2 separate regions of the Homo sapiens genome follow, and region 2 is linked to region 1. The links are chromatin loops, found by intact Hi-C in ENCODE. Cell type or tissue: PC-9. All regions are shown on one strand.

Region 1 (2,500 bases):
TCCTGGCGCAGCTCCAGGAAAAGGTGCACAAACTGCAGGCGCCTCAGTTCTCCAGGAAGACCACTCTGGGCTTTGGTGTGGAGAGGGCAGGAGAGCCCTAGGAGGGAGCCGCATGGCGCTTTTCTTGAGTCTTGAAGGAGATCAGTTTAATAAGCAAGGGTTTGTGGGTGCCCAGTAGCAAATAATAGCAAGGTCCGAGCTCTGGAAAAGCGTGGCAAGAATCGCCAAGCTCCATTAGTTCTTGTTTTAAAACATTTTCAGGGTTTTCTGACAGTAGTCACCCCTATGTCACAATAAGGAAATGGTATCTGAATCAGGGCAGCTAATTATCATACTTGGTAAAAATGATTAGCTGGCTCTTGAAGAACAGACATGTTTCTCAGCACCTCCAAACATGGGCGGCAAGAGGTGAGCTGGAAGGTGCTGATCACCAGGCATTGCATGGCGGGGCTCCCGCCCACCGGCCTGGACCGGCCGCGCCACCTTCCTCAGCGCTGCTGTGCACCGAGTCCTGTAAGCCCTATAGGCCGCTGCTACTGTTCGGCATGCTGAAGGAGGACTGCGCTGCGCGGGCCCCCAAAGCCACGCTCCCCACGGCCCCGCCGCGGGAGCGGCTGCGCGGGGCTGCCAGGGCCTTCGCAGCAGCGCCGCCCGAGGCGCTGGGCTGGTGCCCACTGGGCACCTGAGCCGGGAACCGCCCCGCGGTGGCCCGAGCGCCCCCGCCGCCGCCCGCGGTCCCATTGGCTCCTCCGTTGCTACTGGAAGGTAGATCCGAGCCCCAGTACGTGCGCGTGCGGCTCCTCTGCTTGGTGCCCATGTCCGCCCTGCCCCGCCAGGCGCGCCCGGAGAGCCAGGAGGGCGGGAGCGAGCGCGGGAGCTAGAGGGCAGGGCCAAGGCGCAGCAGCCGGCCCAGAGAGACCCCCCGCACGTCCAGGGCCGCCGCCCCAGGGGAAGTCGGCGCCCGGCGCGCTCTTCCTGGGGAGGTGGGCGAGGCTGGCGGCCTGACGCGGGCACGGGAGACAAGGAGACGAGGAGACGTGGAGAGGAAGGGGTCTCGGCTGCGGGCACACCTCGCTGGCTCTAGCAGGAAGAGGCGGCTCAGGTGTCCGTGTGGCTGCCTCTGGTTTAGGTTCTGGTGCGCCATGAAGGCCACTGCCGGTCTGGGCGCGCTGGGCGCCCCGGGCGTCGGGCACCGCCTCCTCTGGGGCTGTGGCTGCTACCGCAGCCATCCTCCGGCTCCCAGGGCTGCTGGCGGCTGAGTGGGAGGCGCCTGCCCAGACTCCGCCGGCGCCACCTTCCCTCTTCCCACAGCCACCCAGTTGTTTTTAACGGAGAAAGAGGAAAAACGGGCGGTGCGCCAGGGGAGGACGAAGAATGGGAGGGAGGGGTGCTGCGCGCTTCCCGGCAACCGTCGCCTCGCTCCCCCTGGGCTGGGCTGGCGGGAGGATCTGGGCCGCGAAGGTCGGGGTGCCCAGGCGGGGAGGAGGTTCCCCAGCCCTCACGCCGCCCGGCCTATATAGGTTTCTTACACTTGAATATTGATATTTTTCTCTAGGTTTGGGAAGTTATCTGTTATTATCTCCTTGAATAAACTTTTTACTCTGATTTCCCTCTCTACCTCCACTTTAAGACCAATAACTTATATTTGCCTTTTTGAAGCTATTTTATAAATTTCATTATTTTCTTTTTTCTTTTGACTCCCCTGTGTATTTTCAAATAGCCTGTCTTCAAGCTGACTAATTCTTTCTTCTGCTTGGTTAATTCTGCTGTTGAGAGACTCTAATGCATTCTTCAGTGTGTCAATTGAATTTTTCAGCTGCAGAATCTCTGCTCGATTCTTTTAAATTACTTCAATCTTTTTGTTAAATATATTTAACAGGATTCTGAATTCCCTCTCTGTATTACCTTGGATTTCATTGAGATTTCTTAAAACAGCTATTTTGAATTCTCTGTGTAAAAGGTCACATATCTCTCTAACTCTGGAGTTGGTCACTGATGCCTTATTTAGTTTGGTGAGGTCATGTTCTCCTTGGTGGTCTTGATGCTTGTGGATATTTGCCAGTGTCTGGGCATTAAAGAGTTAGGTATTTAATCTTTTCAGTGTGGGCTGGTTTGTACTTGTCCTTCTTGAGAAGGCTTTTCAAGTATTCAAAGGGAAATGAGCGTCGTAATCGAATTATTTGGTCACTGCAGCCAAATACACAATAGGGGGAACCCCAAACTCAGTAATGCTGTGACTCTTGCAGACCCATAAAAGTATCACCTTAGTGGTCTTGGGTGAAATCTGAGAGAAGTCCCTGGATTACCAGACAGTCTCTTGTTCTCTTCCCATACCTTCTCCCAAACAGACAAAGTCTTTCTCTCCATGCTGAGGTGCCTGGAGTTGAGGAAGGGGTGACACAAGCACTCCCATAGCCATCACTGCTGGGATTGTGCTGGGTCACACCTGAAGCCAGCACAGTACTGGGTCCCACCTAAGGCCTCTGGTGACAATTTCCTG
Region 2 (2,500 bases), 77 kb after region 1:
TGAAAAAAACGAATTTTTAATTAATTTCATTCCAACTCTAAATAGTCACATGTGGCTACCATACTAGACAGCTCAGACCTAGATATTGACTGGACTAATGAAGTGGTTTCCTAACTTAAACCAAAACTTAAATTTTAATAAAAAATTTAAAATGCTTTTATGAACTTCCAACATGATCACAGTATTACTTTTAGTACCTGTTGACTCTGCAAAACTCCTAAATTACAACTCATCTACATACATTTGAAAAATAGCAATATCTGCATGTGTGAGATATGACTGGTTCTAAATGATGCCTGGAGACCCTATGGACTTACAGAGACCCTTCCAGTGATTTCTGAGGTACCTGGGAATCTGTGGCCAATAAATTGGTAATCACTGAATTAGTGAGTTTTTTTTTTAGAATATCGGGCTGCATAAAATCTGACAGCTTGATTGAAAAACAGCGGGGCAGGGTGCCACTTCATTCAATTAAGGTCCTGTATTAATTCCGTTTAATAAATGTTTGTGTCTGTCTATGATGTGCTAGCCACTGTGCCAGTAAATGGATATACCTATGATCTGACTTGCAGAGAATCCAAACTAGTATCTTTCGTGCCATGCAATAAGGGCTACATTGCAAGGCTGCACAGGGTGCTACTGGGGCACAGAGGTGAGTCAGAGGCTTCCCACAGACACACACACGAGCGGAAATAGAAAGTCTTTATATATCACCATAATGTCAAGGAACACCAGCCGGGAGTTAGGAGAGCTGGGCACTAGGAACTCTTTGAAACCGAATAGCTGTGTGATTTCAGAGATTATGTTGCTTCTCTACTATATTTTAGTTCCGAACTTGTCCTAATGTTTCTCTCCCTTTTCTTCTTGGGAAAAGCACAATTTGGGGTCAACACATTCGGCTCAGGTCTAAGTCGCCTGCCGGGACCACGTCGCCAGGAAACCACGTCTCCCCGACACCTTCCCTCCCCGTCCCGGCTCTCTGCAGGGATTCACCCCGTCCCTCTCCCAACGACCCCCGGGCACACCTCTGGCAGATGCGAAATATGCTGCTCCTGGGGAGCAAAGATGAGCCGGAGGACCTTCCCACGCGCACGACTCGCGATCTTCCCAGTGCCCCAGAGCCAGGGACCCCACCGCCGCCTACCCCAGCCCGCGGCACCACCGAACCTGCTCACAGCTGCAACTCCTCAGGTCCGCTTGGACACCGCGGGAAACGGAAATTCACTGTCGCGCCGACTCGCCGGGAGGGAAACAAAAGGCAGAAAAAAAAGACCGGTGCCTGGAGGACTTTCAGGGTAGAGCTGGAAGAAAGACTCGTCAACAGCTGAGTGCAGGCGCCGGCGCCGTCTGCGCAGTGCGTTCCACCGGGTCCGCGTGCCTCCGGATTCCGCCCCACCCCGCCCTCGGAACTCGCTGCCTCAACTCCTGCGGAGGGACTCCGGAGCAGTGTACACCGCGCTCCAGGAGTCCTCCCCGAAGGCCAGAGCAGCTGTGCGGCCTGGCGCGGATTAGTTGGTGCGGTGCAAAAGCCAGAAGGAGGCACATTTGGTCCTGGCCACCCCGGAGTGACCGTGCTCCGGACGAATGGACTATGGCTGGACTGGGAGTCCACTTCCTCCTCTTTAAAGATGACAGATGAGGGAGATCTCGCGTTCTGGGGGTGCCCTAAAGCCCTCTTTTGGCCGGAAGCGGTGGCTCATGCCTGTAATCCCATCCCTTTGGGAGGCCGAGGCGGGAGGATCGCTCGAGCCCAGGAGTTCAAGACCAGCCTGGGCAACATAGGGAGGCTACGGCTCTCTCTCAATAAATAAATAAATAAATAAAAGCAAGCCCGCGTCCTGGCGGGCGCCTGTGGTCCCTGTGGTCCCAGCTACTCTGGAGGCTAAGGCAGAACGATCGCTTGAGCCTTGGAGGCGGAGGTTGCAGTGAGCTGAGATCGAGCCACTGCACTCTAGCCTGGGCGACAGAGCAAGACACTGTCTCAAAGAAAAATAAATAAATAAAATAAGGCCTTCTTTTTCCAGGACCAACAGACTCTGAGGGCAGGGACAAACTGACCCAGCCTAAACTACCTCGCCTTCCCTGCTCCCGGTAAAGGGGCTTTCCCTGAGGGAATGTAGCATCTTGCCATTTTCTTCCTGCACAGCTTTGCCTTCCCAGGGATCCTCCCATTGCCACCTGAGGAAATGCCTTGGAGTCCATCTAACCCCCAGCCCAGGTACTTGGGACGCCTACAGAGCCTACATTGTCAGGATGCATCTTCCTCTAGTCTTGGAGGGGATCCTTTCAATAAGATCCCACCAGTGCACGCAAGGCTCAATTCTACACCTAAAAACTAGGCCCACTCCTGTCACCGAGACCCCCAGGCTTCAAGTCCTGTCACAGGGACCTTGTTTTCGCCCCCAGCAGCCCTCAGGTATTCATTCTGCATAGGCTATATACTGGGTGCTAGACTGGGGAGGCTACCCACGTGGCACATGATTCCCTTATCCCTGAAGAG

Evidence for each region. Hi-C counts contacts between places; a loop is a spot of excess contacts. Peaks named below come from ENCODE experiments on the same cell type or tissue, not always from the same donor. Only the 100,000 strongest peaks of a DNase experiment are listed, where the experiment ranks them.
Region 2: a loop joins it to region 1, with 8 times the contacts of the local background. A loop is called at or near these places in 1 of 110 quality-filtered maps.

The regions. Positions count from the first base shown.
Region 1 is chr10:79,980,483-79,982,982 of GRCh38, reverse strand. It overlaps a transcript of SFTPD not described here, the pseudogene ZNRF2P3 and the pseudogene DPY19L2P5. Among named protein-coding and RNA genes, the nearest start is that of SFTPD, 33 kb to the right of the region's middle. In PC-9, no CTCF peak of the experiment used is centred here; a DNase peak (open chromatin) is centred at 1,182; H3K4me3 peaks cover 2,019 bases.
Region 2 is chr10:79,903,717-79,906,216 of GRCh38, reverse strand. It overlaps the pseudogene BMS1P21. Among named protein-coding and RNA genes, the nearest start is that of SFTPD, 44 kb to the left of the region's middle. RefSeq lists an enhancer at 1,148-1,247. In PC-9, no CTCF peak of the experiment used is centred here; a DNase peak (open chromatin) is centred at 1,406; H3K4me3 peaks cover 1,781 bases; H3K27me3 peaks cover 1,395 bases.